Regions from separate parts of the Homo sapiens genome. Here regions 1, 2, 3 and 5 are each linked to region 4. Evidence: chromatin loops called from intact Hi-C (ENCODE). Cell type or tissue: heart right ventricle. All regions are shown on one strand. Region 1 overlaps IGHMBP2 (immunoglobulin mu DNA binding protein 2). Region 2 holds the start of LOC124902699 (a long non-coding RNA gene). Region 3 overlaps PPP6R3 (protein phosphatase 6 regulatory subunit 3). Region 4 overlaps TPCN2 (two pore segment channel 2). Region 5 overlaps IGHMBP2 (immunoglobulin mu DNA binding protein 2).

Region 1 (5,000 bases), 150 kb after region 4:
GGGCTCCAGGGAGCCATCCATGTTTGCTCTTCCAGGCCCCTCCTGCTGCTGCAGACATGCTCTGAGTGCTGCCTACTTGCCGAGTCCCACACAGGGTCTGGGAAAAGAAGGTGCCCGTGACCTGATCACCGACCTAGGGGAGCCCAGACGGAGCTGGGAGTGGCATGACTGAAAATAAAGCTAAAATGACACGGGCACGGTGCCACCAGGAGGAAGCCCTTCCTTCTGTTGATGGTGGCAGGTGGGCTCCAAGTGGGGCCAGCACCCCAGTGAGGGGACACTGCCCCAAGTTCTTATTAGTTGACTTACCTTTGGCTTTTTTCTTTTTCTTTTCTGGAAGTTTCTGCTGCCCTGAGGCCTGCTGCTCCTTGCTGGCGGGCTGCCCCTGCGCGCTCCTGACCCTCTGCAGTCTCTCCAGGTGCAGCGTCCTCAGATCAGGCTGGTCTGGGCCACGCTGCTCCCTGGGAGGCTGCTCTGTCTGCGCAGGGGTAGGGGGCACTGGCTGGAGAGGGGCTGGGCCACCGGTCCCTGCTGGGGGTCCCAGGGCTGCTCGGGGTCGCGGGGCCCTCTTGCTCACAGTGATGAACCTCCTCTTCCCTTCCCCGGAACTGTCGTGCCTCAGCCCGTGCTCCTCGGCTATTTGGTGGACCCGCAGCCTGTCGTGGGAATTGAGGGAAGGAGGAAACTCCAACTGCATCTTCTTGCTGGCCATGAACTCCACTATCATGGCCCGGAAGTGGTCCACGCCATCTTGGCTCTCCACTCCCTCTGGGCTGCCTCCGTTGAGGCTGGGCTGAGATGGAGCTTCAGAGGCCAGAGACTTCCCAGCCGGCTTCTTCCGGCCCTGTCTGGCAGGTGCTGCAGCCTCCTGGCCTCCCTCCTGCCGCTGGCTTCCGGTCCTGGTGGACGTAGCAGGTCCCTGGGGCTTGGTGGCAGCGTGGCTGGAACCCTGGGAGTTCTCATGGGAATAGTTTTCTGGGACAATATCGTCAAGATACTCAAAGGCCGTGCGTACTTCCCCATGCTGTGTGAAATACTCCACCAGGGTCTTCAAAAATGCATGGTTGTTGACAGTACGGGAGTCACAGATGACCGCCACGTGGCGTCGGGCACGGGTGACAGCCACGTTGATCCTCCGGTCCTCAGCAAGAAAACCAACTTCACCTACAAAAGGCCAGAGGGGAGTGAGAAGCAGGTTTCAGACTAAGAAACACAGTCAGGCTCCTACGCCCTTATCAGTAACCACCACCAAAAGTGTAGTCCCCTGCGCGTGGCCCACCATCCACACGGGTGCCCGGCCACGCGTGGCACCGTGATGCCACACCTGCCCTGGCATCTGGCTGCCACGGCTGACTGAGTGGGGCTCTGGGGAACCCGACTGGGTTCTGTCGCTCCTTTCCTTCTAAGCCCAGCCTCAGGGGCCGCCTGGGGTGTGGCTGCAGCTGGCACCAGGGAGAAAGCACAAGAAACCTTCCAGGACCTTCCCTTCTTTCCCCCATAGCTTCTAGCCAGGCCTCACCTGCTTTCTGCCTTCTGAGAATGTCTCACAAAGCCCGTTCACTAAACCTGCTTCTGGGAACAATGCTCATCCCAAATGGGAAAGCCCACACACCACAGCAGCACAGAAACCACAGCCACGACCACCACACCCCGCGGCTCCGTGCATGGAGGCTAAAGGCCAGCTCTGGGCTGCAGGGGGCTTCACCTCCTCGGCAGGATGTCCTGATCATTCCCAGCCCACCCTGCGCCCCCAGCTGCCACCCCAGCCACCTGCTCCCTGACAGCACACTCACGCCTCTGAGCCTCTGCAGACTCTCTTGCCTGTGCTTTGCCTGACGTGAACTTACTAAGGACAGAAGGTGCACCATGAGCACACTGCCAGAAACCAGTGTGGCACCCAGCAGACACCCAATATGCCCCTCAATCAATAAATTCACTTCTGTGCTGTCCCCAAAGGACTCTGGCGAGGGCTCCGTACCTTTCCTGTTGGATCTGACGAAGGACAGTATCACGGCCTCCTTCTCTCGGCCTTGGAAGCCATCGACAGACTTGATTTCAAGCTCAGGGTGCCTGTGCACAAGGCTCTGTCTGAGCAGGTCCACCTGAAACACCAGCCGGGCTGTGGTTTCCTCACCCACCCATGCCAGCGCAGCAAGACCCTGCCCTTCAGCTCAGCAGAGGGCCTCACGCTGTGAAACAGCCAGGACCTGGGAAGCGGAGCCTGCAGGAGCCCCATGGGGAAAGGCTTCCCGTTCGCCCTCCTCACGGGCACGCATGCACGCCAATACCACACCCTGTCCCTGGCATTTGATCATTTCTTTTGGCTTATGACAGCCGCCAGCCTCAGACAGCCCTATGTGTGATGCCTGCACACCAGGAAGGTATGATGGCCACTTCCACAGATCCTCCCGATACTCCAGAAGGTACATTTTTCCTACCAAATGAGATACGCATGGGAACACGACCTGAGCCAGACCAGCAAGGCTCAAGGCTGAGACTCCTGTGGGAAATGCCAGAAAAGGACAGGCTGTTCCGCCAGGGCTGCCCGTGGAAGGACTGTGTCAGCCTGAGGCTGCCGGGGTCACCCAGCAAATCTGGCCAGAACACAAGCCAGTGCAGAAGGCTGGGGCACCGGGCAGGGCGGGGCAAGGTGGGGCGGGCAGACGAACACGCAGAGGGGCCCCTGACGACATCATTTGGGCCCTGGATCCAGTCACAATAAGGTCAGCCCTACCCCTGAACTTTTCGGTCACCACAGCCAACAAATCACCCTTTTTCTTTCACCCTCTAGGTTGTGTGAGCCCCAGCTGCTCTGTAGAGGGACAAAAGGAAACCCTCGTACCTGGAGGTTGTATGGCGAGACCACAGCAATGTCACGGGCTGGAACACCAGCGTCCACCAGAGCCTGGATGTGCAAACTGACGAGGCGGACTTCGCCTGGAGGGAAAGAAAGAACGGGTGAGCAGCACAAGGTCGCCCCAAGTGGGCATCCACCACCAACACGTGTTTCGGGCACGTTTCTGTCTATCATGGCCAGCTGATCCTCCACTCAGGTGGCTTCCTGGGAGCTAATCATCTGTGTCCCAGGGCCCCAGGACCAGCCATGCCCAGCTAACTTGAATTTCACATCAGCAATGAAGGCCTTTTGACTCCTATGGCCGTGCATCCTGTTCAACGTGGAACTGGGGAGATGGTGGTGTCAGCTGAGCAATGACAGTTCCCATCACCAGACCAGCCAGGCAGAGCTGGGCCACCATTCAGGAGAAGGCCGTAAAATGCTGCCAGGCCCATCTCACCCAGGAGCGGTCTGCTCACCCTGGAGAAAACGATGCTGCTCAGCCTCTTGCAGTGTGGGGCTCCGTTTTTTCACGGCCATCAACAACTGCTCTCAGCTCCTCCCGGAATTAGGCAATTAAAGTGCCTTTTATTTTTAAAGAGCTGGAGGTATGTTTAAACAAAAAAGCTGGCCATCTGCAAGCAAGCTCACCAGGGTTCCCTTTCGACTGTTCGTCCTCCTCCTCCAGCTCAAACAGCCCGCAGCCGGCGGTGTCCACCAAGAGCAGGGGCACACCCGTCTCTTCTGTGGCAGCCACACCTGGGAGGTCCCTGGCACACAGGCAGAGAGGGAGCACATCAGGGGGCCACAGTGCAGCACTGAGGCCCCACCCAACAGAACCGACCCCTCCCACGAGGAAAAGGCTTAGGTAGGGGAGGACAATGAGCACATCAGGACATCAGAAGGGAGGGAGCGGGCCTGACCCAGCTCTCCAGGGCAAGGCCACCCTCTCTTCCAAAAAGCTAGCCTCAGAGTCGACTTTCATGCAGAAAGCTTCACTTTAGCTTGCTGCGTAGAAACAGGTGACGCAGAGGATTAGCCAGGGCAGAAGGATGGGGCGGCGGGTGGTGCCGAGCTACTCACCTCAGGAGGTGCCTTGCCACGGAAGAGTGGGCTGTGAGCTGCCCAAGGTACATGGTGTCTGAGGCCCAGCGCATGATAGCCTGGTGCATGCGGTACTGCACCGTCAGTGTCCGCACCACCCTCGCGCCGTACTCCTCAGCCAGGCGTTCCATCAGGCTGAGTGACAGTCCTGCCAGCGCAGCCCTGCGCCCAGGAGGGAGAAAGGGGGAAGGCAGGCCTGAGCCCCAGAGTCCAGGTGTGAACCACAGCAAGTGAGGAGGACAGGCCCCAAACCTCAGGACCCAACTCTCCCCTGGATTCTGACCCAGAAGTAACCAAGGGGCGGGTTTGGCTGAATCACAGCCCCAAAGGCACCTACATCCAATCGCCAAGGCCCGTGAATGTTCCCTTACAGGACAACAGGGACGCTGCAGCTGAGATGAAGTTAAGGATCCTGGGATGGGGAGGCGACCCTGGATGACCCAGGTGATAACCCAAGGGTCTTATAAGGGGGCATGCGAGGGTCAGTCAGAGAAGGTCACCGAGGGGAGAGATTTGAAGACGTAACACGGCTGGCTTCATAGACAGAGGAAAGGGCAACAAGTCAAGCAGTGGCCTCTAGGAGCCGGAAAAGACCAGGAGATGGGTTTTCCCCTGGATCCTCCAGAAGAAGCAACCCCACCCACACCTTGATTTTAAGCCGGTGAGTCTGATTTTGGACATCTGACCCCCAGATTGTCGTTTCTGGAGGTCAGAAAATCTGTTGTTGTCAGCCACTAAGCTTGTGGTCATTTGTCACAGCCATAACAGGGAACGAACACACTCCAACATGCTCCAACTGTGAGCAGTCAAGTCCACTCCCACCAAGAACGGCTGCAGCGGCTGAGCACTGCCCAGGCGCCAGGCACTGCTGGGTGTGCCAGATGTGGATTAACTCCCTTCATCCTTATAACAACCTCATGAGGTGGCTACTGTTATGACTCCCATATTACATGTAAGAAGGGTGAGACAGAGGAGGCTGCCAGCCCACAGCTGCCCGGGTGAGCTGCAGAGCCAGGACCTGCCCGGGCCACCTGGTGCCAGAGCCCACCCTCTGCACCAC
Region 2 (5,000 bases), 320 kb after region 4:
TCCTCCCACCTCAGTCTCCCAGGTAGCTGGGACTATAGGCATTTACCACCAGGCCCGTCTAATTTTTATGTTTTTTGTAGAGATGGGGTTTCACCTTGTTTCCCAGGCTGGTCTCAAACTCCTAGGCTCAAGCAATCCTTGGCCTCCCAAAGTGCTGGGATTACAGGTGTGAGCCACCACGCCCAGCCATCTATGGCATATTATACGGAAAAATATTTAGTCATAAAACAGTTTGTGAAAGTCAGGTGTTTCTTACAATGATCTGCAGACTGTGGCTCATAGGCCAAACCTGGCCCTTCAATGTTTTTGTTTTCATTTTTGTTTTCATGGCTTAGAAAGCTAAGAATGGCTTCACATATTTAGTAGTTGAAAAGCAGTCAACAGGCGACCAATACTTTGTGACATGTGAAAATTACGTGAAGTCTCAGTGTTCATCAGTGAAGCGTTCTGGGCACGGCCATGCCCGGCTTTCACATGTTGTCTGTGCTGTTCTCACTCCAGTGGGAGAGCGGAGTAGTCGCCACAGAGAGCACCTGGCCCGCACAGCCTGTTCTGCATTTTACAGAAGTTTCCCAACTCTTGCTTTGTTACATGCAAAGTCTAGAAAGGATAAATGCAAAATATTAGCAGGTGATGTTGTGAAGTTTCCTTTTTCTTTTCTTTTTTTTTTTTTTTCCTCCTTGATAGAGTGTCACTCTGTCACCCAGGCTGGAGTGCCGGGCGTGGTAGTTGACGCCTGTAATCCCAGCAGTTTGGGAGGCCGAGGCGGATGGATCACCTGAGGTCAGAAGTTCGAAACCAGCCTGGCCATCATGGTGAAACCCTGCCTCTACCAAAAAATGCAAAAAATTAGCTGGGCGTGGTGGCAGGTACCTGTAATCCCAGCTGCTTGGGAGGCTGAGGCAGGAGAATCCCTTGAACCTGGGAGGCGGAGGTTATAGTGAGCTGAGATCGCACCACTGCACTCCGGCATGGGCGATAGAGTGAGACTCTGTCTCAAAAAAATAAAAAATAAAATAAAAATGACAGATCCATTAAAGTGATCTATTAAAAGTATACATCAGATTTATTCATTCAAAAATTAACATTCAGACCGATCTCAACCCAGCTGGGAGCTGCAGAGCCTCCCTGTGGTTTTACATAAATCCAGAACCTTGCTGTGGCCCTGTGGGTCTCTTCTAAGCTTCTGAACCTTTTTTCTGCCCTGGACCCCTTGGGCAGCCTAGGAGAGCCTGGGGACCCCTTCTCAGGGGTCCTTCAAGGTTATACACAATATAACCTTGTGTTATATTGACCCCTTGAAGGGGTCCTTCAAGGTTATGCACAATAACCTTGTGTATTTCATTTTATAAAGCATAACCCCAGCACTTTGGGAGGCTGAGACAGGTGGATCACTTGAGGTCAGGAGTTTGTGACCAGCCTGGCCAACATGGGGAAACGCGTCTCTACTAAAAATACAAAAATTATCCAGGTATGGCAGCACGCATCTCTAATCCCAGCTACTCAGGAGGCTGAGGCATGAGAATTGCTTGAACCCGGTAGGCAGAGGTTGCAGTAAGCCAAGATCACACCACTGCACTCCAGCCTGGGCGACAGAGTGAGACTGTCTCCAAAAAAAAAAAAAGGTAGCCCCTCCCGCATTGTTCTGTTCCCTAGTTCCCTGTTCCTGTGTTATTTCTATTCAGTGGCCTGACTTGATGTGATAGAATTTTTTTGTTCATCCCTGTCTCCTGCTAGAATGTTTGCTCATTGAGGGCAAAGGCATGATCTGTCTTACAACAGTATTGCCTGTGCCGGGAGCATCAGTAAATCAGTATTGAATATTGAATATGGATTGAATGCTGACACTAGACAGTGGTATTAATTCTAGTCTGCAGCAGTTATTTGCCTCCTGCTTTGGAAGCCCTACCAACCTGAATCATTAGCCCCATAGTAACAGTGCTAGTGTGTGATGCCATATATGTCAGTATATCTATAGACTGTCTTTGAATCCTGCTTCTTAGAAACTGGAGATGTTTTGGTGGCAGCGAAGGGCCATCCTCCTGATGGCGGCTGGTCACAGTGGGTCAAGGGTGCTGCAGTTGTAACCTGGTTTGGCTCTTTGATGGCGTCTGAGCTCCAGTGGGGCTTGCACACTAATATTCAATGCATTTGCCAAGAAGTTTTTTAGATGGCTGTCTTTTAAACTGTGGGCACAAGGCATGACTGTTCTCATAACTTACACAATTAAAGTTTGATATTGGAACATTGATTTCAAATGAATCATTGCATCATATAGTTCAAGTTTACCTTTATTAAATAACTAAAATGCCACATTTCCGCTTTCCCTTTTATCTGCTTCTCTCCCTCTCCCCACTTCTTCATTGTGAGCGCCTATGAAGTGCTCTGTAGTGAGGAGATGCGGGAAGGGCTCTGAAAGGCGCGTTTGCTATCAGCATGGGAAGCAGGAGGCCCCGTGGCCTCATGGCAGGCCCCAGGCCTGTGACCCCCGCTCCCAAGGGAATCTTGAGTGTCGTGTCATGCCACCAGGGTTGGTGGCATCTGTGGGTTGGGGAAGAGAGCTCCCCAAGGCGGCCAGCTACGTTGGGGGGATCCTGGGGGCTCAGCCAGGTCCTCACTGCAAGTGCTGCTTAGCGCTGGTGTCCAGCGTGCTCCCACGGTCTCTAGACGCTTCCCTCTGCAAAGCCGCTGCTCTTGTCGACGCCTTCAGTTTCCTTTTTCTGCTGGCTGATGCACTCTCATTTCACTGGTTCTGGACGCTTCCTTCTGCCTTTCAGGGGCCCTGGTCCTGGACGCTACCTTCTGCCTTTCAGGGGCCTCCTCTCCTCCAGAGATCTTGGCTGCACTGTGAGGAGCCTGACTTCAGCTGGGCCTGTGTGCAGGTGCCAGGCCTTCCCCGGCTGAGCGGGTCCTGTGCTCTGTCTGACTCTCCGTTCCCCAGCTGAGTGGGTCCTGTGCTCTGTCCGGCTCCCCGTTCCCCAGCTGAGTGGGTCCTGTGCTCTGTCCGGCTTCCCCTTCCCCAGGCTGAGCAGGCCCTGTGCTCAGCCCAGCCTTGCCTCTGGCACCCTCTTCTGGGTTCATTTGACAGTATCAGCCTGCCACATGGTGTCCTTTGCAGATGGGTGGGTCTGCCACCCTGGGGCCACCAGGGCCTGTGCCAGGGTGCACACTAATGTGCAGGGATGTGTCTGGTCAGGAATCATTTGGGTCCATAAACTGCTGCTTATCACCTTCTCGTCCCCACTTGGAACCTGGTCCTCTTTGAGCTGGCCTGGTGGCCCCGGGCCCCTTCTTGGGGCAGCACGCAGATGCTGTTCCTCCCACAGCCGCGTGCTGCCTTGGACTCAGTCTCTGTCCTTATCCACCATCTGCTATTCCCAGCAGGGGCCCTTGCTGCACTATCCCGTCATCTCCACCAAGGCTCAGCCTCAGGGGCATCAGCCCCTCCTGCCGTGCTGTCCTCTCTAGGCCCAGATGCCCACGTTCCTTGACCCCATCCCCTTGTCCCTCCCTGCCCTCCCTTTTCTATTCTCTGGGTGTGGGTTCCATGGTTCTTTGGGATCATCCCTTACCTTGACTCCCTGGTCCCCCTGAACTTACCTGGGGAGCCTGCAGAGGCTCCCGGGTTCAGCCCAGCTCTCCAGCTGCTGTGATTCTGTTCCCAAGGCACCAGCCTAGCTGGAAAAAAAGCATTCAACAGCTGGCTCGTCTCCCCTCCCCACGAGTGAGCGCTGACCGCAGTGGGCCAGGCACCATGTTTCCATGCCCCTGAATGCCACATCACACCCCTCTCCCGCTGCCAGCACCTCCTCTCCAGCCTGGCCCTCAGCAGGCCCGCTTTCTTCTGCTTCACCCAGAAAACAGGAGCTTTTGGAAGAGACCTTCCCTGTGCATCTGCCAGCCCACCCGAGGCTTCCTGTCTAATGGGGCAGTGGCTGTGCTTCAGGCTCCGGCCCCACCCACTTCCCGCCCTCCTGCTAGACATTCTTCCTGCACCCCAGCACAGTCTCTCCCAGATCATTCTCACCATCTTCCAGACGCAGTGGAATTGCTCCAGGCAATACGTTGTGTCTTTAAATCATTTCAAACACAGATCCCCTGCTGTGCACGGCATTCCTTCTGTACACTGCTGCAGGCTGCACCTTAGCCTGAAGGGAATGCAGCAGAGGTGTGTTGGACTCGGGGGTGGGGGGGGTGTCATAGTATCAGTTGCATCTTGAAACAGAAACCTGGTTAACCTAGAAACTGACCCACCTCCACCAGGCCCTTCCTGAAGCCAGTGACACCTGTCTGCTGCCACGTCACTACCCACATGTAAAAGCGGCCAGAGACTGAAAATATGATTCGACAATAGGCTGGGCACAGTGGCTCACACCTGTAATCCCAGCACTTTGGGAAGCCAAGGCGGGTGGATCGCTTGAGCCAGGAGTTTAAGACCAGCCTGGGCAATGTGGTGAAACCCTGTCTCTACAAAAAAAATTTTAAAAAAATTAGCATGCACCTGTAGTCCCAGCTACTCAGGAGGCTGAGGTGGGGGGATCACCGGAGCAGGGGGAGGTTGAAGCTGCAGTGAGCTGTGATCATGCTACTGCATGCCAGCCTGGGCAACAGCAAGACCCCGTCTCAAAAAAATGTTGACAATGAAGTCCACGTCTCCTTGCCAATCTTACCCAATCCTTCCTTACGTTTTAGACATATCAGCATGCCCTGCCGTGCACTGAAGTACTTCTCTTTCCCCAGGACATGGGCAAGTTTTGCCTCACATACGAGGCCTCCATGACCCGGCTCTTCCGAGAGGGGAGGACGGAGACCGTGCGCTCCTGCACCACTGAGTCATGCGACTTCGTGCGGGCCATGGTGGACCCGGCCCAGACGGTAATGTGCCATCAGGCTGAGGACACAACGTGCTTGTCACACTTCCCTAAAAGGCTTCTGGAGGCCATCACTCCAGCTTCTCTGATCTCATCATTCCTGTACCTTCTTCTTTAGGGGTGCTCAAT
Region 3 (5,000 bases), 480 kb after region 4:
ATAGATCTGTGTATTCACTTTTATAAAACTATTCTTACAGCCATTTTAACTATAGTATTACTACTATTATTACATGGGTGGCAAGATCTTATTTCACAGGCTACCCATTATTTAGAACAATACAATATAAACATACGCAAAAATTCTTGGTATTTGTCAATGTGCAATATTTTTACACTTCTGAATTTCTCTGTACAATGTCTTAGAATCTAGAATATAAAGGTTGCTGGTCCTGATCCCTTGCAGAGTGAGTGCAGCAGTGACAGCTTGGTGGGCTCCAGCTGACCCCTCCAGAGCCCCTGAGTGGTGGCGGTCTGCAGTCCTCAGTCAGCAGCAGCAGACGTCACCCGTCATACAGGGCCATTCACTGAAGTGTCACCTGGTGCGCTTGGTTGGCCAGTCCTAAGGAGCAACAGACAGGCATCGGAGGCACTTGCAGCAGAAATATGAAAAACAAAACCTACTTAGCTGAGCTCCCCAAGGGCAGGGACAACTTATTTTAACATTGTTTTGAACTTAGTAAGTTTTTAATAAAATGATATGTAAATGAATGGAGCAAAAGCTCTAGAAAAATCTGAGTGAGTGCATCTAAGCTTCATCACCGGGTGAGCAGGCATTCAGCAAGGGCAGCAGCAGAGCAAATGCTCTGGGAGAACCGCCCCACCGCGGCCTCCAAGAAGCACAGGGAGTGACTAGGTCAGTGGGGTATAAACTGTGGCTTCCAGAGCCTTCAGGAGCTATGTGTTCACCGCTCCTTCAAGAAAGCTTTTATGTGACCCACAGATTGGAATCCACATACTATTTCACTTGGAAACAGGATTCTGCTACTAGGAAAGGGGGGAAAAAAGGAAAGGAAAGGAGGTTTGCAAATAAACTACTGGAAAAAAAAAAAAAGGTGTCCACTTGAAGAACATGTCCCACAAAGCAAATGTTAGGCTCAAAACTGGGAGGGAATAACAGGTGGGACAGTATATAACAAAGTGTCCAGGTTTTGCCTTCCTGCCAAAATTACAACCTGAATATATAACCTATTCGGGAAGGCTTGACCAAAATTGTATCAAGCAGACTTGGGAAAGGGTGCTTAGGGCCGTAACTGGGATGCCCACAAGCACTTTTCCACTAGCATTCACAATTTACAGCTAGAATGCTACTCATGCCTTATACCTGCTGGTTATACAGTGAGCCAAAAAGTCAGCTCTGCACACACAATCCACTCTGCTCACTTACTTACATCTGATGGTGGCTCCGTGTATGAGAGACATAGGAATCGAGACTTCTGGAACTAGACATAACTGGTATATAACTAACTTGCCTTCACTTAAACAAGCTGAGTGATCTTATAAGTAGATTTCTTAGCCCCTCTCAGTTCTGTTTTCTCCTCTGTAAAATGGGAAAAGAACCCTCCCCACGCCCCACAGGGCTTCACTAGTATACATATGAAATAAGTACATAATGTGTGCAGCATGCTCAGCACATCAGAAGCACAAAGGACATGCTTGATAAAACAGCTGTGAAAAGTGAGATCATGTGGCAATGCAGATCTTTAAGTGTGACAGGAAACAGCGCGCCTGCCAATCCAAGGAACTGTGGTATCTGGCTGGGACGGGAACCACACAGGAAAGACGGGTGAGCTTCAATATCCCATGCTGTCATACGTCACTTTAGAACACGTGCAATCTAGGACGCACTCTAGGTCTGCCCTAATGCCCACTCCAACGTCACCTCAGAGATCCTCTCCCCCGCACCCCAGCTCACATGGACCCCTGTCCCTTCTTCGTGGCTTCTTGATGAATGTGCCTCTAGTATGCCCCGAGACCACTGGGTGTCCGTGTGCTGCAGCTTTATGACCCGGCCTAGACCAGTGGCCACCACACACAAACGTGTGTCAGAGGAAAGAAGGACAGATGGATAAAGGCATGGACCCAAGTGATGCCCCTCTTCTTCCACTGGCTGACCCCATCTTTTCCTCCATCCCTTGGCCCGGCAGGTTAGGGCAGGGCTCTTCAGAGCAGGCATTCCCAGCCACAGAGGAGAGCAAGTGGCTTCCCCTTATGCAAACAATTCTTCTGTGCTCAGAAAGCCAAGGAAATGACTCCAGAGCCTTGTGCATCCTTATGACAGAGAAACCAAGAATATTCCCCTGAAGCAACTGCCCCAAACTGGGATAGACCTGGACGATCCTGCCTAGGCAGCCCTCAATATAAAGGAAATTTATAGGTAGAAATCAGAGAGCTGAAATAATTGATTGGGAATGAGACCTATAAAGGACCATTAAAAAATACATTGAAACCCCAAGAAAGAGAGTGACTTGCCCAATCCGTAGAAGCAGAGTTGAGGCAGCTTCCCAGTGCTAGAGGGCCACCCTGCCTCTTCCCCCAAAAGCCTTCACTAGAGCCAACATGCTCAAATAGTTCTTAATTTGTTTGTTTTATATGCAAAAAAAATATTTCTAATCACAAAAACAAAGGCTTTATTTTGGCTACAATTTCCACAGGAGGAACACAAACAGCTTGCTACACTGTGAATACAGGATTTTGGACCAACAAAGAGTGCTCCCTGCTGGTTCCCACTGGTTATGCTCTCATACAATGCTGGCAAGATTTGGGGGAGGATGGGGTGGGGGTGGGGGGTTAAAACTTCTCTGAAATAGCTTTAAAGGTCATTTTATTCCTTATGGAAGGAATATACAATCTTAGCTACATTTGTTCACAGAAGTTGATTGTGGGAAGTGCTGAACAAAGCTTCCTGTGGCCCAGGGGTGCAGCCTCATCTTTGGGCCATGCTCAGTCTTGCTAAGGGCCTGGCATGGGCTCCGGGTGGCTGAGACTTAGACTGGCCCATCCCTTCAGACCACTGGCTCAGGCTAAGCAAAAAGTGACTAGAAACAAAACATCACATTCTAAGTCACACAGCTCTGGGAGTGGGCATTTCATACTTAAGATTACAGGGAGTCACTTAAGCACTAAGAATTATTTAGCTACATGTATGAAAGGGCTCCAGCAAGTTCTCCTTGTGTCACACAGGGCAGGAATGTGGGCAAATAGGCACCACGATCTGCTCGTGCCTGGCGGCTGGATGACTTTAGTGGGGCCAATGAGAACTCAAGTCCTGGAGGGGCTCAATGCCACCCTCAGCTCAGTACCTCAACAACAAGGGTGAGGAGACCCCTCTGTTCGGAGCCACTTCTAAAAGAGCGAGTGATGTTAAAGAGTCTCTAAAAACTGGTTTTCAGTTTCTGCGCTAAGGAGAGGAACTGCTGTTTCTAAGTTCTCAGCTCAGTCGGACTCAGCTCATTAAGGACTGAGAAAACCCTGTCCTGCCAGGTCAGCGGCCTAAGACTTGAGCACAGCTGTAAACGATCCCTATAGTCCCCTCCCAACTCCCAGGAAGCAACAGGCAAGGTCAGGGCAGGGCCTGGGTGGGTTTGAGGAGGCGGGTGGTTACCTCTGCTCGGGACTGCTGCTGGGAGGCCTGGGCGCCGCGCACTTCGCCTCTGCAGTCTCGGGACACTCCTCTGCGTCTTTACAAGCAGCATCTTGAGAGGTAGACAGTTTCCCTTCCTCACTGCAGTAAAGAGGATGACAGGCACATCAAACACCCTAGGGACCAGCACCTAGGCACCAGAGGATGAGGTCACATGCAGATGGCTCTGGAGTCATGACTGCCGCGGAGGCAAAGCATCCTGGGACTGAGCATGCGCAGGGTGCACGATCACACAACCACAGACAGTGACTGGGGAATCACAAAAGGAAAGGGTCGCACACAGGTGGGAACCAAAACAGGGACAATGTAATGTGGCTGGCGTCTGATAAAGAACGGTCCCATAACACTGTACATACCGATAGGATTTCAACACTCTGAAGCCCAGTGTGCAAAACAGAAAAAGAAATGTACAAGAGTTTCAGAATACTCCTAGAAATGAGGAATTTGGGGGAATAATATGTCCACGACTGCACGTAAGCAAAACTGCAGACTCGGTGAAGGTGTCAAAGAACCTGTTTGAAGGAATGAGTCTTTAGTTAAAGCACTTTGCTTTTGGGGCCAAGCCCACCATTAAAGCAGCAAGACAGACCCCATCAGCTTGCTGGCTGGAAGCCTCAGTCACATGAGGTCACCGTGTTGACTGCATCGGATTTCACGGCTCCTCGAGTTGCCCTCGAACAATGTGTGAGAAGCACAAACGCCAGAGGGAGAAGAGGGGGCCAAGAGCTGATCCTAAGGACACAGAGGATTTGGGTAAAATGAGACCCAGAAGGACTGTTTTTCCCCCTTAGATGGTTCTTGGTGGAGAAAGACACAAGAGACACTCTCCTCAGCTCTGTGGGCTAGAAATTTAGACTCTGCCTATTCAGTCTGGGATTCCCCTTTTTACATAATCACAATGGCACTAATAAGAGTGAAAGGTCCATCACTCAGAGCTGATTCTGTCCTGGATTTTGCTTATGAAAAATCTCATATTAGGATGCATTCTTGGGTCGTTTCCAGATAGTTCCAAGCAATTTATAAGTAGGAAAATGAGTTAAAATCATATGATTTAGTGATCATCTGAATTACCTGGTTCCTTCTTTGTAAAGTTACTCTTCTTCATCCCCATTCTCCACTCCTTTCCCTTCAAAGCAACTAATGTGTTTCTAATTCTAATTCTTTAAAAAATAGTCATAACACAATGTGTATTCTGAGTCGCTAACTGGGATGGATTCAACTCTACATCTCATTGTATTTACCTCTTAACTCAGCAAGTCGGGGAGACCCACTGTCCCCACTGACTGTGGCACAGCACCCGTGGCGTGCACCTACCACTCTACATGGCTTCTCCCAACCAAAGCTGCCCTCCACCTCACACTTCCATGCAGGGTGCTGTGACGACCATCACTGTCCACGGCCCCTGGCAGACCTGTCTGGGCGTTTCTCAGTACTTGACACCCAGGAGTGAAGAGTTGTAGGCCATTTTTCTACCTACAAAGAAGCCCACGCTACTACCCAGAATGACTGCCCTGGTC
Region 4 (5,000 bases):
GGGAGGCCAAGGTGGGAGGATCACTTGAGCCTAGGAATTCAAGAATAGCCTGGGCAACATAGAGATACTCCATCTCTACAAGAAATAAAACAATTAGCCAGACCTGGTGGCATGTGCCTGTAGTTACAGCTACTCAGGAGGCCAAGGTAGGAGGACTGCTTGAGCCCACAAGTTGGAGGCTGCAGTGAGCCATGATCACACCACTGCACTCCAGCCTGGGTAACAGAGCAAGACCCTAAAATAAATAAATGAATAAGTAATAAAGTAAAAACTTTTTAAATCTCATAGCAAACAACTGTGCTGAATTCTTTTTTTTTTTTTTTTTTTTTTTTGAGACGGAGTCTCGCTCTGTCGCCCAGGCTGGACTGCGGACTGCAGTGGCGCAATCTCGGCTCACTGCAAGCTCCGCTTCCCGGGTTCACGCCATTCTCCTGCCTCAGCCTCCCCAGTAGCTGGGACTACAGGCGCCCGCCACTGCGCCCGGCTAATTTTTTGTATTTTTAGTAGAGACGGGGTTTCACCTTGTTAGCCAGGATGGTCTCGATCTCCTGACCTCATGATCCACCCGCCTCGGCCTCCCAAAGTGCTGGGTGAATTCTTACTATTCTTAATAATTTTGGCTTTTCTATGTAGACATCATATTTGAGAATAAAGCATTACGTTTCTTCTATTGCTGTTTTTATGTACTTACATATTTATTGCATCTTAATGAGGCAGGACCCTCAGCAGCATGTAGATTTTGCTGTTGCTGATTGTAAAGGCCCTGACAGTGACAACTTCCATTTGGAAAGCTGTTTGCTGAAGGTTTTGGCAGCAGGGCGTCCACACAAGAGGGGTACACAGTGTGGGAGTCAAAGCCCCAGTCGGATGAGCAGGGCATCTCTGTGGGGAGTGGGTGGCAGTGATGGGAGGCTGGGGACATGCAGGAAAACTGACCCAATAATAGATTAAGGAGAATGAGAACCATTCCCAGAAAGGGCCTTACAGCTATGGAAAGAGAGAAAAACTGGAACGTACCCTGTGGTGCTGGGCTAAAATCGGAGGTATTAGTATCATTCCCAGCTGTGAATAGATGAGACAGAGAGAGAGATGGAAGTACGTGCACATATCCTCTAGCTCTGTCCACTAAGAGCTCCCGGGTGCAGCAATCTGCAACAGCCAGGAGCACGCCTCGCACCCACATCCTGGTTCCTGATGCTACTCTCCATTCAAAAGAACAGGTCTTCTTAGAGCTGCAGCTCACTCCAATAAATGAAAGAGAAAGGGGCAGGCAAGTATAAAATAAGGCTTGAACATCTTTTTGCACCAGAAAGTAAAGAAACAGCTAAAGAACTGTAGGTACATAACAAAAAAAACACAAAAGGCAGAAGAAGGGGCTCCCACGGGCCAAACAAGCAGGACCTGAGCCTGAGAGTAAATGTCATAACAGACCACAGCCCTGAATACAAGAAGGGACCAGGATCCACACAGGTGGGAGCAAGGAAGGAAGGAAAAAGTAAAGGCAGTTTGACAGGGATGGGATATTGGCATCGCTTCACACTACCTCCCCACTCATTCATTACAAAGGGGTCGTTCACTGGGCAGTGGAGAAGCTGACCAGGGCCACCTTCACCAAGCAACAAGAGAGAACACCAGCAGGAGGCTAACTGCATTGGGCAGCCCCTGCCAGGAGGCAGTGTCCATCCTGTGACACTCCTAGACGAAACGCAGACCCAGAACCTACCACAAGGAAACGTCACATGAACACAACCTGGGAGCCATGGGCTTATCTCCAGAAGTGCCAAGGTCGTCTAAGCCCAGGGAGACGGAGCCACCGTCCAGGCGGATTAAGTCGCCATGACCACAAAGCCACGTGCGACTCACTCCTGACATGAATGCGGGTTGGACGCCGTCCCAAAGCACAGAGGGTGCAGGGCCAGAACGGCAACCACTCAAGTGACTCAGAAGGAAGCTTCTCTTTACTGTGCTTACAACTTTTCTCCAAGTTTGCGGTGGTTTCCATATTGTTATTGTTATTGTTATTGTTATTATTCAACACGAGTAAAAAGAAACTCATGACCTTCTCCTTGGACTCGCTCCTCTCCCCAATCTCGATACCGACTGCACTGTTGTTCGGGTCGCCCCCTCCCCCACCATCCCACAGGGGCTATGGCGTGGGCTCAGCACCTCTGAAGGAAAAGCAGATGAAAGAACTTGTGCCTCCCAGGCGAGAATGCACAGTGCAGGGGCAACCCTGGCAGGGCCCATCCCTTCCTGGTCCCGCTGAGCTCGGGCACAGACCGGGCACCAGGCTCGGTGTGGAGTGTGATGGGGAGTGGTGTCCCCGGAGTTGTTTCTGGGAGTTGCTGGGTCCACCTTACCTTAAATGTAGTCAACCAAGTCCCATCCCACCACTAGATGGCACCCAAACCTCAGCAGAAAGGGGGCGTGGGTTGGCCCCTGAAGTGAGAAAACCATTGGTCAATCTGGACCTGGCGTGCTTCAGGTGACAACAAGGCTTTCCACACACTGCTCGCTCGCCCCACCTCCCCACCCCAGGCCCCCTGCCACACACCTGAAGACACAGGAAATAAGGTCACCCATTGGCTTATACATGCCTTTGAGCAAAACAGAAAAGGTGCCCCTCACTGCAGGTAGACAGCCCCCCGCCAGGATACACCTCACAGCCATGTGCCCTTGTGCAATGCACAACCCAAGCAACCTTACTCAACAACCCTACTCCAGAGAAGCAGGACTAGAACTGTGCTGAAGTGAAGAATGACAATCCCATTCTTTGCAAGACTTATTGATGAAAATAACTGGCAATCAGAACCCTAAAGAAACACACCCAGTCACACTCATACAAGCCATGAAATAATAAAACACAGTCAAGGTTCTCTCCATGTCAAACCACCAGCATCCCCACCTGAATGCCCCGGAAGTCTGACGGTTAACCTGTGCAGGCCCTGGTCAGGCCTGTGGTCCCCAAGGGCTGCCGGCAGCAAAGGCACCACGGAAGCTGCAGGGGACAGGGGAGGCCGCTGCTTCTTGCATTTTTGTCTGAAAGGTCCCTGTGGAGTCGACGAGGGAATTCTCACTGAAGCAGCTATAAAAGAAAGCGGAGGGCACGGCGCCTCCCTGAAGCACCAGCAGCTGTTCTGTAGATGGTTGTTGGGCCACACGCAAAGGACTTGGTTCCTGTCCCCAGCTTAGTGGTCCGTCAGAGGAAAGGTCTCTTCCTGCCTGGCTGGCCACAGCATGGCCGCCTCTTCCATGACGGGCACCTGTGTAGGCCAGCCTCTCTCTCCTGCCGCCCCTGCTGGGACGGCAGCCCGGACGTCACCTGCACAGCCACAGGTGCGGGTGCTGGCTCAGCCTCTCTGTGAGCTCATCCTCCCCGGGCTCCTCCAGAATATCCCTGTGGAATTGAGGAAAGATGCACACAGGGGCCTCTAAAGGAGGGAGACCCTGGCCTGCCCACAAGAACAAGGGAGCAGAGCTTAGCAACACATGCGAAGTGAGTGTCACAGGGACACAGAGACACGGGGACTCAGATGAGCCTCAGGATGGATGTAGCCACTAGAAATATCTACACGGCATTCTTAAAAGCCCAGGGGCCACGTCTTCCCACTGGCTGGCAGGACCGCAGGGCTTGGCTGCAGCAACTCGGCAGCCCCTGGTGGAAGGCACAGAGGCCCCACAGCAGGGCTGCCTCTGGGTGGTCACTTTTCTGGACTAGCAGAGGAACCATCTCAAAGCTGCCAGGAGAAGAGATGGGTGCGTTTTCCTCAGGTCCCTTGTTTACATCCAACAGGATCCAATGGACCCTGAAGGATGGTGCCTTAAATATGCCCAATCCAAGAGCAGGAGAGCAGGACAAAGGCTATGACGCCAGTGGCAGGAAGAAGAAGCCGCCCCGATCCCGGCTCTGAGCTGCTCTCCTAGAGCACAGGACCAAAGCCAGATAACCGGGCGGAGGGGGAGGACAGTCATCAGGGCCTGCCCGCCGCCTCAACCCCTCCACCCCCCAGCTCTTGGCTTCCCATCCCAGGGGGCCAGACAGAAGCGCCTTCCCCACCCACACACCTGAACAGGAGCTCCACAGTCATCTGGTAGGTGGCCTCTGGGGTCCCAGCAAGGGGCTGCAGGTGGCTGCGGGGGTCCCACTTGTGAAGGAAGTTCTGGCAAGCAGGAGGAGTGGCCAGTGAGTGTGGGCCCCGAATGAAAGCAGCCTTGCCCCATCCCCGGCCCCTCCAGGGTCAGCCACAGGGCACCCGCTGAGGGGGCTGAGCCATTCACCCTGGACACCCAGGCACAGGCCCCACGAGGCTGCTGGCTCCTCCTGGAGCCAATGTCCAAGTCCCTCCTTCAGCCCGACCTGGGGGCCTGAGAATCCCCACAGCCCAGATGTCAGGAGCACCCCCCAAGGCCCCAGCAGCCCAGATGTCAGGAGCACCCCCCAAGGCCCCAGCAGCCCAGATGTCAGGAGCACTCCCCAAGGCCCCAGCAGCCAGGGCGGGCAGCACTGAGCCCCACGGGAGGGGCTCAGCCTCACTCAGGACCCGCCTAACCCAGCACGACTCTCCCATCAAAGTTCCAGGCAGGCCCGGCCGGTGGCCTCAGGCCCATCGAGAGTGAATTAGAAACAAACGACCATGGAGAACAGCCTGGGTGGGGATCTCTGATACCTCCAGAATCAGGGCCAGAAACAGGTTGACCCAGATGACAGACGACACCAGCCACCACAATACAAAATAGATCTTGGACCACCTGCGGAGGACAGAGACCCACCCTGTGAACCACGATGAGCAAAGCAAGAGCACTCGATACAAACACCACTGCTGCGTGGCCAGGACAGCTCTCGGGCAGCCGGCCCACACACACCATGATGCAGAGCGCGTTACTATTTCCATCTCAGAAACAACCCAACTGAGGCCTAGAAACGTGCAACAAGCTGCCGAGGTAGCTAAGCCAGCAGGAGGCGGTGCTGGGATTAAAACCCAGGACCATCAGCTGGGGCC
Region 5 (5,000 bases), 160 kb after region 4:
ACTGGGGCATTTATGGCTCCAGGAGTTCAGGGGGATTTCTGTCTAATCACTAGCTGGCCACTAAGTTGTATTAGACTTTAGTGGCCACGCAAGACAAAAAATACAGATTTTACAGAATTAGTCCAGAAAAGTCACTAAACAAACAACAAGTGGCAACAACAACAAACCCCGGGGTGGGAAGAGAACCTGACTTCCAGAGTTGCTACATTCTATTATTTAAAATCATCCATTTTCAACAAAAAACTACAAGGCACGTAGAGAGTCAGGAAAATATGGCCAATATTCAGGGGAAAAAAGGCAATCAACAGATACTTGAGGCCAGGAGCAGTGGCTTACGCCTGTAATCCCAACACTTTGGGAGGCCAAGGTTGGTAGATCACCTGAGTCAGGAGTTCGACACCTGCCTGGCCAACATGGTGACCCCATCTCTACTAAAAATACAAAAATCAGCCAGGCGTGGTGGTGGACGCCTGTAATCCCAGCTACTCAGGAGGCTAAGGCAGGAGAATCGCTTGAACCTAGGAGACGGAGGTTGCAGCAGGCCGAGATCACGCTACGGCACTCCAGCCTGAGCAACAGAGTGAGACTCCATCTCCAAAAAATTAAATAAATAAATAAATAAACTGGATACTAGAGAAAGCCCAGATGCTGATCTTACTAGACAAAGACTTGAAATATCAGCGATTCTAAGTATGTTCAAACAGCAAAAGGGAAACAAGTCTAAAGAAATAAAATATGAGAATAATGTCTCACCAAATAAGAGAATATCAATAAAGAGACAGGAATAATTTTTTAAAAAGTACCACACAGAGGCTGGCATGGTGGTTCATGCCTGTAATCCCAGCACTTTGGGAGGCTGAGGCAGGCAGATCATGAGGTCAAGAGATAGAGACCATCCTGGCTAACATGGTAAAACCCAGTCTCTACTAAAAATACAAAAATTAGCTGGGCGTGGTGGCAGACGCCTGTAGACCCAGCTACTCGGGAGGCTGAGGCAGGAGAATTGCTTGAACCTGGGAGGCAGAGGTCGCGGTGGGCCGAGATCACACCACTGCACTCCAGTCTGGCGATAGAGCGAGACTCCATCTAAAAAAAAAAAAAAAAAAAAAAAAGCACCACACAGAAATTCTGGAGTTGAAAAGTACAATAACTGAAATTCACTAGAAGGATTCAACAGGAGAGAATGATCAGCAAACTTGAAGAGAGGTCCATTGAGAAGATCCAGCCTGAAGATCAGAAAGAAAAAAATGGAGGAAAATGAACAGAGCTTCAGAGATCTGTGGGGCATTATCAAGTGAATCAACTGATTCATAATGGGAGTTGTAGATGGAGACGAGAGTAGAATAAGGGCAGAAAGAATACCTGAAAAAATAATGGCTGAAAACTCCCCAAATTTGATGAAAAACACGAATCTAAACATCCAAGAAGGTCCACAAACTCCATGTAATTTACTCACAGAGATCCACACCTAACACATGATAATCACACACTCAAAAGACAAAAGACGACACTTGAAAGCAGCAATAGAGTAGCAACTTGTCACATATAAGGAGCCCTCAATGAGATCAATAGCTGCTTTCCCATCAGAAAGTATGCAGGCAATGGAATGACACGTCCAAAGGGCTGAAAGACTGTCAACCAAGAATTCTATACCCAGCAAGACTATCCTTCAAAAAATGAAGGAGAAACTAAGACATGCCCAGATAAAGATGAGCTTAGAGAATCTGTCACAGCAAACCTGCCCTTCAAGAAATACCAAAGGGAGTCCTTTGGAGAGAGTAACTCAAATCTACATGAAGAAATAAAGGCAACTACATGGGTAGATATAAAAGACCCCATAAATGTATTTTCTGCTTGTGACCCTTTTTTTCTCCTGTCTGATTTAAAACACAACTGGATAAAGCAATAACTACAAAGCCAATTAGAATCTAGCCAGGTGTGGTGGCTCACTCCTGTAATCCTAGCACTTTGGGAGGCCAAGGTGGGCACATCATTTGAGGTCAGAAGTTCGAGACCAGCCTGGCCAACATGGTGAAATCCAGTCTCTACAAAATATACAAAAAAAATTAGCTGGGCCTGGTGGCATGCGCCTGCAATCCCAGCTACTCAGGAGGCTGAGGCACAAGAATCACTTGAACCCGGGAGGAGGAGGCTGCAGTGAATCAAGATTGTGCCACTGCACTACAGCCTGGGCAACAGAGTGAGATGCTGTCTCAAAAAAAAAAAAAAAAAAAAAGAACCTGGACTCTGTTCCTTAGAGCAGCCCACCAGCTGAGAGGTTGTGGCAAACAGACTCTAAGGCAGGGATGTGCAATCTTTTGGCTTCCCAGGGCCATATTAAAAGAAGAAGAATTGTCTTGGGCCACACATAAAATATGCTAACATTGACAATAGCTGATGAGCTTAAAAAAAAAACACAGAGACAAAAATCTCATAATGTTTTAAGAAAGTTTATAAATTTGTGTTGGGCCACATTCAAAGTATCCTGGGCTACATGTGGCCTGCAGGCCTTTAGTTAGACAAACTTGCTTTAAGGTATGCCCCAGGATCCTGGCCACTGGTATTCACATCTTGCATAATCCCTTCCCCTCAAATGTGGGTGGGGCCTGAGACTTGCTTCTAATCCACAGAACAGGGGAAAGGTGATGAGATGTGACACCCTTGATAACATTACATAAGACGATAACCCATTGTGCTAGGAGACTATGTCTCTTGCTGGCTTTTAGGAAGCAAGCAGCCATGTTGGCAAGGCCTAAGGGCAAACAGCTAAGAGCGGCCTCCAGCCAACACCCAGCAAGAACCCACAGGGAACTGAATGCTGCCAACAACCACGTGAGCCTGAAGAAAGATCCTTTCCAGGCAAGTTTCAGATGAGACTGCAGCCCCCACTGACACCTCGATCGCAGCCTTGTGAGATCCTGAGCACAGCACCTTGTTCAGCCGGGCCTGGGCTCTCCGCCCAGATAAACTGTAGAATAATAAACGTGGGTTGTTTTCAGCTGCTACCTTTGTGGTACTATTATCACACAGGAACAAACCAGAGGTCTCACAAACACATTCCTAAACCCCAAAAGAGTGGTTGACAAGATTCCCACAACAGTCACAAGGTACACAGCTCTGTAACGGGAGTGCTCTCTCCTGGCTACAAGAGAGAATGTGCGTCCTCCACCTCTGCCCAAGATGGAATAGCAGGGACTGCATTTACTCTCCCATCTCAAATAACAACCCCCCCAGCCAGTTATTTAAAATTTTTTTAAAATAACTGAAACCACACTCTTCAGGACACTAGACAACAGGTAACAAAGAAAAGTAACCCCTGAATAACGAGAGACAAAGGAGGTGAGCCCTGGGGTTACCCCAGCTTTCTGCCTTGAGAGTTTCCAGGAGAGAGTACAGAGAAGGGGCAGCCAGGTAGAACCTAGAAGGCTCCCTGAGTTGAGGAGACAAGGCTGAGAATCTGTGGCGACCAATGCAGGCAGAGTTTCCAGGACAAAATGCCAAAGAGACTGCTACACAGAGAGAAAAAACCCCAGAGATCTGCTGCGAGATTCCCTTGGGTATTGTGATTAGCACATGCTTAGGAGAAAACTACTCCAGGCCTGGGAAAAATACCATCCAAAACAATGAGAGAAAAGTGCCCAGTGCTCACACAAGGCCGGGAACAGCACCTAATCCCACCAGTCAAACTCAAAAATCTCATGATACAGGGTGCATTGGGTAGAAAGCTCAAAGGGTCTTACCTCAGTACAGGGGAATATTAACCCTGGACTAAGCACTGATCCAGACCCTAACACATCTCAAAAGCAAGACTCAAAAGGATTAAACTGTTTACAAGTAACTTTACTGCTTCCCAAAACCAAGCACAAGAATATTATAGGAGACTGGGCGTGGTGGCTCACACCAATCCCAGCACTCTGGGAGGCCGAGGCAGGCAGATCACTTGAGGTCAGGAGTTTGAGACCAGCCTGGCCAACATGGTGAAACCTCGCCTCTACTAAAAATACAAAAATTAGCCGGGCATGGTAGCGCATGCCTGTAGTCCCAGCTACTCGGGAGACTGAGTCAAAAGAATCACTTGAATCCAGGAGGCAGAGGTTGCAGTGAGCCAAGATCGCACCACTGCACTCCAGCATGGGTGACAGAGCAAGACGCTGTCTCAAAAAAACAAAACAAAAAAACAAAAAAAAAGATTATAGGAATACAAAAATATTCAATATTCAGCATGCAACAACGTAAAATCCTCAATGTCCGGTATCCAAACAAACATTAGCAGGCCTACAAAAAGGTAGGAAAACACAACCACTCAAGGGGAACAGTTCATCGAAAGAGACCAAAAATGACACAGGTGATAGAGAAATAATAGTCTAGAATATTCAAAACAGTTATTATAGTTGTATTCCAAATGTTAAAAAAATTAAATAAGAACATCAAAGATATAAAAAGACTCTTATTTCTGGATGTCAGATGAAAGTTACACTGGATGGGACAGATGTGAGATTAGGCATGAAAGAAGGAAATTAGTGAACTCAGCAATAAGCAAGTATAAAGGTTCAGCTGTGCAAGATAAATTCTATAGATCTGCTGCACAACACGACGTCTATAGTTAACAATATTATATAGTACACTTAAACATTTAAGAGGGTAGATCTCATGTTGTGTTCTCACCACAATGTTAAAAAACATGAGGCCGGGTGCGGTGGCTCACACCTGTAATCCCACCACTCTGGGAGGCCAAGGCAGGCGGATCACGAGGTCAGGAGTTCGAGAGCAGCCTGGCCAATGTGGTGAAACCCCGTCTCTACTAAAAATACAAAAATTAGCCAGGCGTGGTGGTGTGCATCTGTACTCCCAGCTATTCCAGAGGCTGAGACAGAAGAATCGCTTGAACCCAGGAGGCAGAGGTTGCAGTGAGCCAAGATTGCGCCACGGCACTCCAGTCTGGGTGACAGAGTGAGACTCTGTCTCAAAAAAAAACATGAAGCAAATAGCACCAGGGCAAA

What was found. Hi-C counts contacts between places; a loop is a spot of excess contacts. Peaks named below come from ENCODE experiments on the same cell type or tissue, not always from the same donor. Only the 100,000 strongest peaks of a DNase experiment are listed, where the experiment ranks them.
Region 1: a loop joins it to region 4, with 2.1 times the contacts of the local background. A loop is called at or near these places in 18 of 110 quality-filtered maps.
Region 2: it touches region 4 in a loop (3-fold over the local background); 3 of 110 quality-filtered maps call a loop at or near these places.
Region 3: it touches region 4 in a loop (3-fold over the local background); 5 of 110 quality-filtered maps call a loop at or near these places.
Region 5: a loop joins it to region 4, with 2.4 times the contacts of the local background. A loop is called at or near these places in 19 of 110 quality-filtered maps.

What each region holds. Positions count from the first base shown.
Region 1 is chr11:68,932,401-68,937,400 of GRCh38, reverse strand. It overlaps IGHMBP2 (immunoglobulin mu DNA binding protein 2), which reads right to left. Exons shown (of 15, transcript NM_002180.3): 9 at 3,920-4,102; 10 at 3,488-3,606; 11 at 2,843-2,937; 12 at 1,979-2,102; 13 at 310-1,164. Among named protein-coding and RNA genes, the nearest start is that of IGHMBP2, 31 kb to the right of the region's middle. RefSeq lists an enhancer at 2,191-3,390. In heart right ventricle, no CTCF peak of the experiment used is centred here; no DNase peak of the experiment used is centred here.
Region 2 is chr11:68,762,502-68,767,501 of GRCh38, reverse strand. CPT1A (carnitine palmitoyltransferase 1A) reads left to right here. Exons shown (of 19, transcript NM_001876.4): 15 at 4,741-4,875. LOC124902699 (a long non-coding RNA gene) reads right to left here and starts at 4,171. Exons shown (of 3, transcript XR_007062751.1): 1 at 4,028-4,171; 2 at 3,601-3,678; 3 at 2,274-2,845. RefSeq lists an enhancer at 3,160-3,962. In heart right ventricle, a CTCF peak has its summit at 3,067 (motif pointing left); no DNase peak of the experiment used is centred here.
Region 3 is chr11:68,608,468-68,613,467 of GRCh38, reverse strand. PPP6R3 (protein phosphatase 6 regulatory subunit 3) reads right to left here. Exons shown (of 24, transcript NM_001164161.2): 23 at 3,445-3,564; 24 at 1-402. The coding sequence ends at 351. Among named protein-coding and RNA genes, the nearest start is that of GAL, 74 kb to the left of the region's middle. RefSeq lists enhancers at 2,974-3,473, 3,474-3,975. In heart right ventricle, a CTCF peak has its summit at 2,558 (motif pointing left); no DNase peak of the experiment used is centred here.
Region 4 is chr11:69,086,272-69,091,271 of GRCh38, reverse strand. It overlaps TPCN2 (two pore segment channel 2), which reads right to left. Exons shown (of 25, transcript NM_139075.4): 23 at 4,668-4,749; 24 at 4,066-4,160; 25 at 675-3,397. The coding sequence ends at 3,319. Among named protein-coding and RNA genes, the nearest start is that of MIR3164, 5.6 kb to the right of the region's middle. RefSeq lists a silencer at 2,380-2,519 and an enhancer at 4,686-5,000. In heart right ventricle, CTCF peaks have their summits at 2,189 and 2,389 (motif pointing right); DNase peaks (open chromatin) are centred at 1,855 and 2,401; H3K27ac peaks cover 3,244 bases.
Region 5 is chr11:68,922,379-68,927,378 of GRCh38, reverse strand. The region is part of intron 7 of IGHMBP2 (immunoglobulin mu DNA binding protein 2); the gene reads right to left. Among named protein-coding and RNA genes, the nearest start is that of IGHMBP2, 21 kb to the right of the region's middle. RefSeq lists an enhancer at 85-204. In heart right ventricle, a CTCF peak has its summit at 3,113 (motif pointing left); no DNase peak of the experiment used is centred here; H3K27ac peaks cover 1,758 bases.